3 separate regions of the Mus musculus genome follow, and all the other regions are linked to region 2. The links are chromatin loops, found by intact Hi-C in ENCODE. Cell type or tissue: left cerebral cortex. All regions are shown on one strand.

What was found. Peaks named below come from ENCODE experiments on the same cell type or tissue, not always from the same donor. Only the 100,000 strongest peaks of a DNase experiment are listed, where the experiment ranks them.
Region 1: a loop joins it to region 2, with 2.0 times the contacts of the local background. A loop is called at or near these places in 6 of 42 quality-filtered maps.
Region 3: a loop joins it to region 2, with 2.7 times the contacts of the local background. A loop is called at or near these places in 14 of 42 quality-filtered maps.

The regions. Positions count from the first base shown.
Region 1 is chr13:99,751,855-99,756,854 of GRCm38, forward strand. No RefSeq gene overlaps it. Among named protein-coding and RNA genes, the nearest start is that of Gm24471, 62 kb to the left of the region's middle. In left cerebral cortex, a CTCF peak has its summit at 2,480; DNase peaks (open chromatin) are centred at 2,541 and 3,069.
Region 2 is chr13:99,510,423-99,515,422 of GRCm38, forward strand. The region is part of intron 1 of Map1b (microtubule-associated protein 1B); the gene reads right to left. Among named protein-coding and RNA genes, the nearest start is that of Map1b, 3.7 kb to the right of the region's middle. In left cerebral cortex, CTCF peaks have their summits at 2,880 (motif pointing left) and 4,826 (motif pointing right); DNase peaks (open chromatin) are centred at 2,907, 3,710 and 4,605; H3K4me3 peaks cover 4,069 bases; H3K27ac peaks cover 2,325 bases.
Region 3 is chr13:99,373,784-99,378,783 of GRCm38, forward strand. The region is part of intron 4 of Mrps27 (mitochondrial ribosomal protein S27); the gene reads left to right. Among named protein-coding and RNA genes, the nearest start is that of Mrps27, 31 kb to the left of the region's middle. In left cerebral cortex, a CTCF peak has its summit at 1,940 (motif pointing right); a DNase peak (open chromatin) is centred at 1,943.

The sequences.
Region 1 (5,000 bases), 240 kb after region 2:
GGATTGGTAGCCCGCGTCTGTAATCCAAGCGCACCACCTGCAAGAGGTGAGAGGCAGAGACTCTAGGAGAATCCTAGGATGCCAAGAAGCCTGGCTTGTGCAGCAGTGAACTCTTGTCCCCTGTCTGGAACGAGGTGGAAGATGGGAACTGACAGCTCGGGCTGTCCTGTGAGCCCCATGCTCTCTCTGGAGTGCTGGCCACCAGCACTCAAACACTGTTGGTCGCTCACTTCTTACAGAGAGAGTTTTGGTCTCATCAGCATCTGGGATCAACAATGAGGTCAAGATCTTTCAGAAACGAAAGAAAGATGTTAGTTTAGGAACAGCTCCTGCTGGATCTGCTACCTCCATTACAGTGAGCAAGGCATGACTTGGGAGCTTGGGGAAAACTTTGAACAAACCGGGGTGGGGGATGTGGGGGAAGGATGGCCAGAAAATAGAGGCGGGGTAGGTCAGGGAAAGGCTGCTCCCAGGAATCGTCCCTGGTTACATGGATACCTTTTTCCTCCCTCAACTCTTTCTTATTTTCTTCTTTCAGTTTCTTTTTTCGCTTTTCCACTTTCTCCTCCTCATCCTCATCCTCCTCTCCTTCCTCCGCTCCCTCCTCCTTTCCCTCCTCCTCCTCCTCTTCCTATTCCTCTTCCTCCTCTTCTCCCTCCTCTCCTTCCTCCTCTCCCTCCTCCTCTTCCTCCTCCTCTTCCTATTCCTCTTCCTCCTCTTCTCCCTCCTCTCCTTCCTCCTCTCCCTCCTCCTCTTCCTCCTCCTCTTCCTATTCCTCTTCCTCCACTTCTCCCTCCTCTCCCTCCTCCTTTCCCTCCTCCTCCTCCTCTTCCTATTCCTCTCCCTCCTCCTTTTCCTCCTCCTCCTCTTCCTATTCCTCTTCCTCCTCTTCTCCCTCCTCTTTTTCCTCCTCTTCCTCCTCCTCTTCCTCTTCCTCCTCCTCCTCTTCCTCCTCTTCTTCTCCCCCCTCCTCCCCCTCTATCGTCTCCCCTGCCTCTCCTCTCATCCCCACCTCTCCTTCCCCTGTCCTTGGATACCCTGCTCACCTCTACCAAGGCTCTCTTCTCCCTCCCAGTGAGCTAGCTGGTACTTAGAACAGCACATACCTAGCAACATTAAATTTCTCTCTGAAATCTACCGCTGTGATTAGCACTTTTTAAATAATGAGTTTCTAATTCCAGGTAGTAGATGTAGTTTCTGGGTTGCAGTGTTCCCAGTAAGACTTGAAAACATTCGTTTGGTGGAAATAAATAAAAACGTTGACCTTCTTCCATTTAAATTATAGTCTCTCACCGGGAAACAAACCACACATATTTTGACCCTTGCAGAGGTCAGACTTACAGCAGACTGATTAAAACACTCACCCATCAACTCAGAAACCAACTCCATAACAAGAACAAAAACCTCAGGAGCTGGAGGTCATATGTTAAATAAATCCCAAGAAATATTTTCACCAGTACTGTGGGCTTTTCATATCCAAGGCAGACAAGACAATGAACTTGGTCTCTATCAGATTCATATTTACAAATGAAAGGTTGTTTTTTTCTGCTACTGACACATGAAAATCCACAAACATCACATTCAGGTTTGACCACAGTCCCTGGGAGGATTTTCAAGTGACTTAATAATTGTCTCCATGTAATTTGTGTAAAAAGACAGTGGGTTTCACTATATTTTGTCTGAGTAGCCAGTCAGTGAACCACATTGCCTTAATGGATTTAGGGAGTAGAGCCTCTTGTATCTCAAGCTCTCCTCAAATTCTCTTTGTAACCAAGGATGATCTTGCACTCCTGCTCAGGCTGTGGCTGACTCTTGAGTACTGGAATCACAGGTATGTGTCACCGCACCCAGTTCACTCGGTGCTGACACTGAACTCTGGGGCCCCGTGCACAGTAGGTGCTTTACCCACTGAGCTAGAGCTCTGGCTTGTAGGGTTTGACTTTTTAAGACTTTTAAACACTATTATGTGCATAAATATTTTGCCTGCATGGATATATGTAAAATGTATATTTAGCACATGCATATCTGGTTAACAAGGAGGTCAAGAGGCTGTCAGGACCCCTGAAACTAAAGTTATGCATGGTTGTGAGCCACTGTGTGGGTCCTCTGCAAAACCAACAGGTGCTCTTAAGTGCTGAGCCATCTCTCTAGCCCCAGGTTTTTATTTTAATGTTTATTCTTATTATTGATTACATACATGAAAACATAATAATAGTTTTTTTTAAATAAGAGTTTTCTCACAATTTTACTGCCTCTACAAATCAAAATGTTTTTATTTCTTAACTTTATAATGATGAGGGCTTCCATCTGGAGCTGGGCGAGGCGCTCACACACTGATGGCGCTGACAATTTAATTATGCAAACGAGCCCTCCTCAAACACAAACAGGTGTATTACCATTTTTCCAGTTTCAGCATCTACAATGAATAAAGTAGTTAGTGTACTGCCAGAGCACAGTCCTCTACTGGTTCAGACTGGAATTTGCCTCCTACCCGCTCAGCATACTGTGGTCCCAGCAGATATCTTTCTCTAACTCCCTGCCAACTGCAGCATCCAGATGGTGGAGTCAGATATGGGAATGAAGGACAGGCACTCCAGCGTTGGAGCTGAGGCCCGCCCCTCATGGCTGGTGCCCTTATCTGCAGAAATGTAAACGTGGCACAGCAAAGCTGCCTTGAACTGGGAAGCCCTGAAGTGGACTTTGTCAATCAACTGAAAGGACATATGGCTTTGGCACACCTGAGCCCTCCTCTGCACTCTTGAGAGGGACTTGCAAAGTGTCCATGCGTTCATGGTCTGTGCCGACCCTTGAGCTGCTATTACACACACACATCAGATGATTAATAAATGGTGACTGCTCCAGCTACTTGCAGAAGACGAAATCCCAAACGAAGAGCATCCCAGATCAACAACATGGTCAGCAACCCAGAAGCCTTTCTAGAGCCTTCTCCTTCTCCCCTACATAAGCGCTACCCTAAGTTCTAACCCGTGACCCACTCTGTTTTAGTCAGAGCACCTCACACATGGGGGACAACATATGTTTAGCCTAACAGTGTAATCGTGAGTTGCCTCATTTTGAACTGTATTCATATGGAGTGGTACAGTACATGTGCTATCTGTGATGAAGCAGGATCCAAATAGATTCATTTTTTTTCAACTCCTGCTTTTTATTGTACACATATATCATGATTCACCCCAATATTTTTCTTTTGACAGCTACTTGGAGTCTCTCCAACTCTGATCTATTTTAGCAACGCGGCGATGAATATTCTCTTTTTTCTTTGCATCTGGTGGTGTTTGTGCTTCTGTTAGCTATATAGAGATGAATTGCTAGCGTCTAAGTCACATGTGCCTTTTAACTTTATTAGCAGCTGTGGGATTTTCTCAAAACTGGTATATGGAGATCTGATCTCTTCCTATCACCTTTCTGGCAATATGGGGCTCATTTCTTGGTGCCTTTAAGCATCCCAGACCAGTAAAAAACTAGAACAGCTCTTTACAATTAATGTATATTGAATGTCCAGTTGTCTTATTTGTTTTTTTATTACTTCATTCATTTGTTCTTACATGTATGAGTGTTTTGCCTGAGTGAAGGTTTGTGCATCGTGTGCGTGCCTGGTTCCTGATGAGGCCAGAAAAGAGTGTTGGACCCCTTGGGAATAGAGTTAGTCGGTTTGTACGTCACCATGTAGGTGCTGGGACTGGAACCTGGGTCCTCTGAAAGATCAGCTAGTGCTCTTATCTGCTGCGCTATCTTTCCAGGCCCCTCTCATTCATTTTTTTAAAAGTCTTTTTATTTGCTGGGTGTGGTGGCACACATCTTTAATCCAGCATTGGGGAGGCAGAGGCAGGTGGATCTCTGTGAGCTCCAAGGCGGTCTGCTCTACAGAGCAAGCTCTGAGGCAGCCAGATCTATACCAAGAAACCCTGTCTCGAAAGCCAAAACAAGCAAACAGCAACAAAAAACCAACAACAACAACAATTCGCTTTCCTCTTAGTGCAAGGCTGTTTCTGAAATGAGCTCTTTGCTGTGTGTGCTGAGAGCATCCTCTCATGTGGTGCCGTGCCTTCTCAGTTCTTTGGATGAACACGAGATGTTAATGTCTATGCTGTTCAACTTCTCAACCTTCGCTAAGGTGCACACTGTTCAATGTTCCGTTTATCTTTGCTTACCCAAAGCCATAGCAAACCAAGCAGATGTTGTAGAAGATCTAGAAGGTTCTTTCTACACTCAGGCTATCGCCCACCTGGAACTCACTTATGGTACGTAGCGGTTAAGTCTTACTTTGTTCTGTTTTGTAAATAGATGTCTGTGTAATTGGCCCAGCACCACTTGATCAACACAGCCTTTGTTCCTCTTGGTCTGGAGTCCCAGTTTTGCTGTAAGCTGCCTTCATGCTTCTAGACATGAAGAGCTGTGTCTGAGCTGTACCCTAGCCCCCCACCCACCCACATATATTTAAGGAAAAGAATGTTATCCTTGCATGAATGGACCTTTTTTTTTTTCTGCCAAAACTGACTTGAGAACCAGGAAAATAAGCCCTCCAACTTTTTTGCTCAAGATTGTATTTTATTTATTCATGACCAATTATAATTCCATATAAATTTTATACCCAGCTTGTCTGTTCCTACTAGACAGCTGCCGGGGGGTTTTGCACGAGAGTATATTGAATTTACAGATCCGTTTACAGATAATTGGCATCTTCACTAAACTGAGTTATTTAGTCCATAAAAAATCCCTCCCTTAGGTTTTAATTAATTTCTCTCAACAATATTTGTAGTTTTCAGTGTCTAAGTCTTAGATATCTTTTATTAGATCTTTGCTGGCTGTTTGATTTTTACCTTGATGTTACAGTAAATGAAATGAAAACTTCTTAAAATTAACTTTCTAATTGTATAGTCCAGAAGTAGAGACTGTATTGATTTTTGCACATTGCTCCTATAGCTTGTCACTTAATAATGTCAATAGTTTATGTGCAGAAGGTTTTGTGGTTATGCCTT
Region 2 (5,000 bases):
TTCATTTTATATTCATTTATGTCATTTACATTTATAATTTGACAACAGAAAAATGTTAAACTTTAAAAAAATCCATTGAGTTGATGTTTTTTTTTTTTTTAATAAAACCAGTAGACAGTTGGTAAAAATAACTTCCGGTGTGTAAACTGCCAATGAAAGAAAAATATTCAAGGTTCTCTCTAAGAGAGCAATTTCCAGTCAAAATATTTAAGGATGCATAATTGGTGCTGTGGTTTATAGAAAGACTATATAGACTTCATGGTTACTTTAGTTGGGAGTGAACACTCTGGAGCCTTATCAGTTTTAGAAATAAAACACTTAGTCACGAGTTGGTCCCTTATGCTGGATATTGCTAGCAAAGGGAGACATTTGCAATGAAGGCTGATTGCTTTTGACTGTCTTTCCATGTCTCTCCTTCATGCCTAACTGGGAGCCAAAGCTGGAGCCCCTGCAGTTGATAAGCCCTTTGCACATTCTCCCTCTGGACTCTGCAGCCAAAGAGGGGAGATACCTGGGTGTTGTTAAGAAGTTCTGAAAGAGATTCTGAAACGGGGGGGGGGGGGGGGACGTGGGAGAGGGGAGGGGACACATTATATTCCTCGCCCCTCTAAGGGCAAGCTCTTCATTGAGGCTTTGATTCTGTAGCCATCTAAGAGGAGTTTGTCCTTCCTGGATTACCCAGGGGCTAACAACTGGAGCAACTGGGCGTAGTTAACCTGTGTTTCAAATGCCTGGCTAGGTTCAAGGGGCTAGGGTTCAGGTTCCAGGCTGTTCCGGGATCCTGTCTCTGCCCAGGGAGGAAAACACTGTCCTGTGTTCATTCCAGGTGGGCAGGAAGCATCAGACCATCTTTTCTTTTCATTTCTCTCACCCCATGTGGTAGCGATGCACAAAGAAGTGGGCGTGCACGTGGTGTTTAAGAGAGGGGGAAAAGAAGGGGAAGGGTATTTCAGAGCTGGTCAGGGTGAGGAAGGAAGGTGCGTATCATATACTGGGTCTTCCAGCTGGATTACGTAAAGCTTACCCTGATCTTGTAGAAACTTTTGGCTTAATAAAACCAAAAAGCACCTCTCCTTTAGTGGATGAAAACTGCATTATTTCTAACCGAAGCAGCAGATCAAAGAAAGGAAAATGAATGGACCACACCGTGCATGCCGGACACGTGACAGCTACCTGGGCCTTTGACAAGTTATTTTCCTCAATGGGCCCAATTTAATCGTTCCCTTTTAAAAGCAGGCTTTTGAGTATTTCTTGTAAATATCTGAATGGTCAGCCTATAATCCTATGATTCTGTTTGGAAAACGACACTAGAAGGTAACTTGAACCTAGGATAGACGTATAAACCAGAGAAGCAGCTAAACGGAAAATGCTAAGAGGCTTTTTAGAGAAAAGATTTCCCAGCTTTCCTTTGACCTAGCCTTTGGTTTGCTTCTCTTTTTACAAAGCCAGTAACTTAATATTCGTCTTATATTCGTGTTTAATGAAAATGATATCTCACATGGACAGCACATCACTTCAGAGCATTGGCAATAATTAAAAAAAAAAAGAAAGAAAAAGAAAAATAAACAACCTCAAGTCTTGGATAACATCTTAGAATAGAAGCAAATAGTTATCTATAAGAATTTATTTCTAAATCTAAAAGCTAGAAATTACTTTTAAAAGCAAGCTTTTAGGGAAGATTTACAACAAAGCATTGATTTAATGACCTTCCATTTAGGGACTGACTCGCTTGGATTTCAGCTAGGATCACAGAGCCCTTAGTGGTAACACCAATTAGGCAGAACAAGCAAAAATCCATCTGCCTCCTGATTTTGGAAGTGTGAAGATGAATATAATAAATGTAACACATTCTAGCGTCTCTTTATCTCCTACCATATATGGTTTTCACTTCTTTTTCTTTGCTAGAAGAAAATGAAAATGAAATCCCAAAGCCTTTCTGGGTTCTTTATTTTCTTGCCTACAATTTTGGAGAGAACATTTTCACTAAGGAGGCATCAGACTATTACAATGTAACCAGCTTAACTCACACCTAAAGACTCAAGGCAGTGGATAGCACACTTATCTATCTTCTCATAAGCACATCTTGCTTATATCTAATGTCACCTAGAGAGACAGTTAGTTGCCCTCTAATCATAATTGAAAGCATCAGACTGACACTTAACATTCATTAGATGACTTTGGCTTCTTTAGAAAGAATGGCACGAACTGATGAAAACTCAATTGTACCATGTTTTAAATTTCAGTGTGACCGGTATTGTTGTATAGAGTCTAAATATTAAAATATACCCAGATGCCAGCATTTTGGTAAGAATAAGGCTATCAGGCTACCTCCACATTGGGGACAATTAGGGAAGGACAGATGAATCAGTTGGTGGTGTCCACTGTAGTTTGGGATCAAGTCCTATAGAACTGCATCAGTGTAGCTCGAACAGTGCAAGTGAACACTATTGTTTGAAGCTCTGGAGAAGAAATGATCAACCCTGATTTTGTGCTTTTCAAAAACAGCTGAGCATTTTTCTTCCTTGGTCTCCAGAAGCACTTAGCATCCATGTAGGGTGTTTCGGGCCTGTTGATTTGCTTCGGTATCTACCATCCCTCTACAGGGGTCTAGATTTATTTATTTATTTATTTATTTATTTATTTATTTATTGCCTTTCTGGAGTGCTCTTGGGTAATCAATCAGATGGCCAATATGCCAGACTCCAGGGTCTCCAGCTACATAGTGCCTCAGTCTGGATGGGAAAGGAAGAGGGAATAAGAAAGGCTAACAGCTGAGAGAAATGGTTTCCCCAGCCCTCAGGGAGCTGACCAGCCGAGCTTGAGCCCCATGGAGCAGCTTCTTCTTGCCTCAAGCAACATAGCCTGCAGGCAACAATAGCAGTGGCACCATAGTGACCTCTGGAGGAGGCCCAGCTGGGATCTGCCAGCTGAAGCAGCAGTGCGCCCCGCCAAGGAAACAGAGCCTGACTGCCCTGTTGCTAAGTCATCTCAGACTGTTTGAAAAGCCGGGGAAGCAGAGTTTTCACTTATCCTTGAAAACCCGGGCAGTGTGAGCTGCATCGGGAGACCCGGGGACCCAGGAGAGCACTCTCTAGAGGATCAGCAACATCTGTTACTACCCTGGAGGAAATGGCTCTGCTCACACACTTGGTTGATTCTTAATGAGATCGATACAACCATTTCAGAAATCTATTCCAAAAAAAAAAAAAAAAAAAAAAAAAAAAAAAGGAAAGAAAGAAAAAAAACCTGACCAAATTAGGGAATTAAAAATCAAAAAAAGCATGGTGATTGCAAAATGAACATTAGGATTGGTGGGTGGGGTGACTTCTGAGATTCTTGTAAATGGCTGTTTCTTAGCTGGACAACACAGGTGTCTTCACTTTGTGAAAATTCAGTGAACTGTTCTCTGCGGTTTGTGCTTTTCCCTCTCTCTCTCTCAAATATTCTTCCTTCCTTCCTTTCTTCCTTTCCTCCTTCCCTCCTTCTTTCCCTTTCTTTCCTACTTTCTGCTGTTAAGAAGACAAATCTGGATTTAGGACTAAATGCTAGTAAAGCCAGGACATAACGCACAGAATTCCTTGGCTGCATCTATTTTCTCCTCCAACAGAAAGAGGCTTGAATAAAGCCTGGAACGGATCGCATAAGGAATGATCAAACCCGGTAACAAAGCGGGAAGATAAACGTGGTTGCAAGGCGATGGCTGAGCCTCCTCCCTGTACCAAGAGGTGCCCACAAGTAGATGACTTGTTCAAAGACAAGGTCAGAAGACTGCCTGCTGAATCTGTGATGTTAGCCTGCTGGCACTCCTATCTAGACCGGGTCACACAAGTAGTGACACTGCAGTAGCCGTTCTCCTGGCACAGCTTTGCTCCGTGACCTTGAGTCTGTCCCTCACTCTTCCTCCCTCATGTCTGTTCTCAAGCTCTAAAAATGGGCGTGATGATTCCTCTCCTGGCACCACAATGGGTGATTCTGAACATTCTGGAGATGAAAAAGCACTTCTTAATGGATTGTTTCCAGAAATATTAAGTAAAAAAAAAAAAAAAAGATTTAAAAACACCTAGCCATTAATTCCCACAATAGCCACACCCAAAGTCAGTACTTGTGAGTTTTTCCAAGGAGAAAAACGTGGAAATAAACGAAGTTTGAGAAACAGATCAAAAGCCCGTAATCTGAAAATGAAGGATGATTACTGAGACATTCAGAAAAAGCATTCCACTTTTGAAATCTCTTATTCTTGATCTTCCCCTCATGAAAAATCACGACAGGCTTTCTGATCACTTTTTTTTCCTTTTAAGCTGAAAGGGAAAATCCGTGCTTTAAAGTTAAACAAAAGAACCGGGTCTGCAACTCCAGTCCCCACCCTGAAGCCTTTTGTTCTGGGGACAAGTGGGCATTTCCAAATGCAGAGGCAGGTGACAAGCTTTTGTTTATTTATTTATTCATCTAAACCAAAATCATTTCATCCATCTTTTATTGGCATGATAGGGAGAAGGAAAGGAGGGCTACGTGAACGCCCTTTGTCCGCCTCGGGCTGCCGTAGAGACCGCAGTGCGGACTGCACCACGCCCACCAGCCGGTGTCTCCTAGCAGAAACGTTTCAGCACCACCCCAAGAGAATAGAGCGCTCAGGCTGGAGCTGCACACGGACCCGGGGACTTCTGCCAGGGATGAAGTGAAGGGAGGGATGCGAGGGGGGCGGAATAAAGCAGAGGCTAGAGCTGCCACCGGGGAGTCGGGAGCGCAACAAAACCGCTCACAGCCAAAGGTGGGCGCAAGGCCCCCTGACAGCGCGAGGCTCGGGCAGAGCCAGCATCGTGCCAGCCGGGGGCGCCGCAGTGCGGGGGCAGGTGCGGCTGTCCAGCGCGGGCACTGCGGCAGACCGGGTGGGGCTGAAGGGCGGGCCGATGGTTGCCCGCCCAAGGCTGTGCCCTCCCGGACCCTCCCAGCCCCGCCCAGGGTTCCCCGGGAACCGCTATTCCGCTACCGCAGAGCCCGTT
Region 3 (5,000 bases), 140 kb before region 2:
CTTGATAGCAGAATGGGAGAGGCAGTTTAAGCTCCAGTTTGATGTGTGACTTGGAGCCTGTTAAGCTGACTGTAGATACTGGCTCCCCGGGGGAACACCTGGCTTTCTCATTAAGCCCAAAGCCTCAGACCCTGTGAGCATGAGGGCCTGGTCTGCTTAGCTTCTCAGAAACACTGTACGCTTAAATGGTATTGTCAGCATTTCAGTCAGTTCTGTCATGATTAACAAACAAAAAAGCAGTCCATGTAAGACTAGGTCACAGAAAGACTGGGGCTTCTGATCCGTCGTGGGTTTCAGTCATAAATAGTGTTAGTGATCCCCGCTAACTTTCGTGCACTCTTTATCCTTATGTCTCCTGCCTCTGAAAGGCTCACAAAGCACAGGTTCTCTGAGTTGTTTCCTGCAGTACAGTCCTTTGTCAACAGCTCTTTCTATTGGCTGTTTTCATGACATAGTCAGGAACCTTGAACCAAGCCTGTGGGATGCAGAGACAAACTAAAGCTTCTGCTTATGTGCAGTGTTTGCAGGTGAGTTTGCAGCTTGCTTCTAGGAGCTGCCACAGTGTTAGAGAGCGGAGCAGATGAGCGGAGGTTTAGGGGGAGTTGGTGGGAGGGAGCAGGAGTCGCAGTTGGTTGCATCATGACTTTAAGGCCAAGAGCAAGTCCATCCTTAAGTATTTCCAGATGTTCTGTGTCTAGGGAAGGGATACTTAGAACCTTTGTGGATTCTCTTCACTGATCGTGACTGCTGTGATTTCCATGATAGATTTCCCTTTATGGTTGTTTTAAACAGACAGGGTTTTTTGGAGGCCTGTTCTGTTTCTTTAAATATCAACGTTGGTTTTAAGACAGCATCCTCATTTTCTAGGTGAGTTTGGGACTTAAAGCAGTCTTTCGTAGACCAAGCAGCCAGTGAGGGAAATACTCACCGCTTCATGGTCCATACTTAGGGGCGGGGGCTGGGTGTTGGGTGCCTCCCAGAGGTGATAGATAATCCAGGAGTCTTCATTGCTAAAAGCCTTGGCACAGTTGATAGGAAAGGCGTGGGAAGAATGTTAAAATGAGACTCCGAGGGTCTCATAGGTACAGATCACCCCAGTTCTCAGCTTGCTGAGTTAGTGGTAGGTAGTGAAAGGTATCATGTCTCTCATAACGAACACAGTGTTCTCAGAGCACAGCCACAGTGGCCTCCCGTCCTGAGAGTGTCCTGTGCTTTCTGGTTTGTTTCCTGTCCCCTGTTTTGCCTCATCTATACTTGCCCTGACTTTTAATATAACTTCTGACCCTTCCTTAAAATTATATTTCAGCTACTTACTGACTTGTCAGAAAATGATTTGTCTTTACTTGAGAAGCAGTTTTAAAGGGAGGTTCAGTTGTGGTCTCTGAGGTCAGGGTACCAGGCCTTGAGAGTCAGGTGTGGCATATGCTAACATAGTTAACATATAAATAACATATGTAATACTGTTACACCCTCCACCCCTCCCTCTTTACTAATCGATATTAAATAATCCTCCTGTCTCCGTAGATAGGAGGCTTGGAGGAATTGTTTAAAAGCTGCTGCAGGGTCTCGAGCAGAGGAGGTGAATGGTTGCTGAGATTTAGCTTAGATAGTAGCCAGGCTTCGTCCCTGAAAGACAAGGACTATTTTTCTCTTCACTTTTCTTTAAGGGAAATTGTGTTTTAAATTCAGATTTTGGTTTTTAAACCCATTATTCTCCAGTGATCTTTGCCAGATTTCACTAAGGGTATCAACAGTCCAGGCCTCAGCAGGATTCAGAAATGGGGAGAGACAGGTAGGTGCTTATGAAGGGTGCTCAGTACCCAGAGGCAAAGGATGTCAAATTTGGGGGAAGCGTCCTGATCCTAAAAGACATCAGGTTGCCCTATAAATAGCTACAAGTTGCAAAGCTTTACGGCAACCATAGCAGACCAAAAGGGGGCAGCAGAGAGTCATCTGCATTCTGTCTGCAGGGAAGGGATTCCCGAGTAGAAAAAGCCTGCCCCAACCCAACCTTAGCCCAGTGCTACTGAGTTGGTAACTAAAGCACAGAATAGATAGCGACTAGGGGTTCTGGGCTGCAGACAGTCACACAGCTGAGAGAGAACTTGTATGTCTCTTCTGATGATAGAGCAAGCAGCAGCTCGGCATGGCTGAAGCTGTCGGCTCTTCTCAGCACTCCTCTTTCCCTGATGGAGAAGTTGAGTAACCTGCTTGTGTAGCCCATTGCTACATGGAAGGTTGGGTTGATCTACTGTGGCCTTCAAGGTTAGGATGAAACAGACAACATTTTTCATATTTCAAAAATAGAAAAAGATGATTAAGGCTTTTAACTTTATAAAGGAAAAAAAAAGTCTGTATTTTAATGTTTCCTGGCAATCTTTTTATTATACCTCCATTTATCTGTTTTAAGTGAATCTGTTTAAGTTAATTTAGATTTCACTTATAAAGTTAATCTAATTTTTGCAGAATTATTTGAGGGCCTGAGAAGATAATCCTAAAATCGAGTGAAAGAATAAATGGCCATGAATACTCACGCTGGGTTATGGGGGCAGGCAGGGAGGGGTTGTTTTTGGTTTCTAGTTTATTGGGCCTCTAGTGATTATGGAACAGCTTTGAATTAAGTGACATTTTCTCATTTCTTTTTGTTTTTATACAAGACTTTTCAGCCCAGTAAATTAACCCCCAATTAATGTATGCTTTTGTTTTTAGCATGTATATGTGATTCATATAGAATCACATTAATTATGAGATATAGATTTATACATATATACCTTATATGCATACCTTATATCCCTTATATACTTAATACCTTATATGTGTATATATATATACCTTATATACTTACATACCTATATGCATAAAACATATGTCCCTAGTCTTTTTTCTGCCATTTATTGAACAACCCATGACCCATGTTGTGCTTTGACATAGGAAGTAGTCTACAGTTCTACCTGTATCAGTGCTCAACTTGTATCATGAAGCATGTTTAGCAGCCTCGTTAGTTCTCAGACGTATTTTCCAAACGCTTCGTTTGAATGTGTAGTTCCTGCATCCTCCTCCCAGCGGAGCCTTAGATGATAGCTGAGCTCCTCAGAGATGTGGCCACAAACCTCAGACAGCCTATGGGGCTTTTTCGCTGATGATAATCATAATCCAATGTCCTCGTCCTCATCCTCTCCTAGAATAGCCTGCAGATTCCAGGGGGACTTCTGGATCCCCCTCTTGTAGATGAAGGATATAAACCAAGAAACCTTTCCAAGGCCAAGCAGCTAGAGACTGACCAAAGACCTTACCCTGGATTTATTTGGTTCTTCCTCTAAACCTGAGGGAACATTGTTTCCATATCATCCAGGCTCATAAAAACATTGTTTGCCTGCTCCACAAATGTCCGGTCAGGTTAGCTTCACATCCCCTCAGCAGCGTGCTGCTCCTGAAAGCACACTCGGTATGTGTGTTTATGTCACCTTCTGTAGTGGTGTCGAAACACTCCTTCCTATCCCGGAACACCCATGGTACAAAGAGAGCAGAGAGGCAGAAATAGCCTGGGTTTGTTTTCTCATGTCAGTAGAGATCTATAAACCGCTGGGCTTTTGGAAGATATTTTAATAGAGGATGACTTTTCAAGCTAAGGCTGTGTGCTGACAATAGTGCTGTAAGTTTATCATATTTATGACTCCCAGATTTTATTTGAAGGAGTTGACTGAAAGACTAGAGATGGGCTCTTTCCCTGCTACCATGTAAAGTTAGCTTTCGCCTCTGGACAGAGTGTAGATTTGAAGTCAAGGCTGGCGTCTTAGGGCTGACCTTAATGTACATGTTTATTGAGGTGAGAATCGCTGAGGACGTTCTAATGCCGTGTCCTCCCCCGTCCCCCTCCACCCACCTTCTCTTGGCTTTCATTTGTTAGTATTACCTTTCTTTGTAGATAATAATCATTTGGGCTCCACTCTCAGATCCTTCTAGCCAAGTACTTTGTGGTAGTTCTGCGTTCCCTAGATACTTATTTGGAAAGCGACATTGGAGCACTTTATTTCTCAGAATTTTGATATCTTATTATGGTAAAATAGTACAGAGTCTCTTTTATTTGTTTTGATATCTTCATCTTTGGCAGAAATAAGTCTGACCCTTCCCCTGTGGACAGAGTGTATTCTCTCTCTGGAGCACGGCCAGCTATGGTTCGAGTGTTGAGGATGATTCTATCATAGTGACTTTGTGATCTCTGCACCGGAACATAGCTGATCTTTAGAAAATGTTTGTTTGACTGGATGACAAAATGAAATTTATAAGCCAATTAATATTTAAAGCTCTGATTGTGTGCATGTTGTTTTCCTCTGTTCATACATCGTTTGAACTCGTCAAATGAGCAAATGAGGATAACTTGGGGGTGCATTTTCAGATAGATTACATAGTGAAATATAGAATGCCAACCTAGGGCCATGCTGTGGTAAGCAGTAAGCACTGGGCTGGAACCCACAGGTCTGTGTGGTTCCACCAACACAAACAGTCTGAGTCTTGTCAAGTTGCTTAAGCCTTGCTGATCTCAGCTTCTTCATCTTTAAAGTAAATAGAGAAAACTAGAAACCACTCTCCCCTGCCTGTGGAAATGATCTGGAAAGAGTCAAGCCTGGTCCAAGCTACAGAGGAACTGTGTTCTCTGTGGGGCTGTCTCTAGGGCTCTGAGCTCCCCTTGGGAGACAAGGAGATTCCTCAGCCATGAAGCCAGCATGCTTGCTAAGCTTAGCGAGAGCAGACTCATGAAGCCAATGGTAGCCATTCTGGTCCTATGTCTATGTTCCCTCCCCTAGTCCAGTCCAGTTTTCCTTCTCATTTCTGCCCACAGTCATGCCAGCTGTAGAGTCCTAGCACATGGGAGAACGGCAGGACTATTTGGGGAGCTTCTTTTACGTCAGTACAAGCGCAGGCGCGTTGCTCCTAGGTTCCTTTTCTCAGTTAGGTGCAGGGCAGTATGGGAATACCATATATAGGGAATGTCTGTGGTT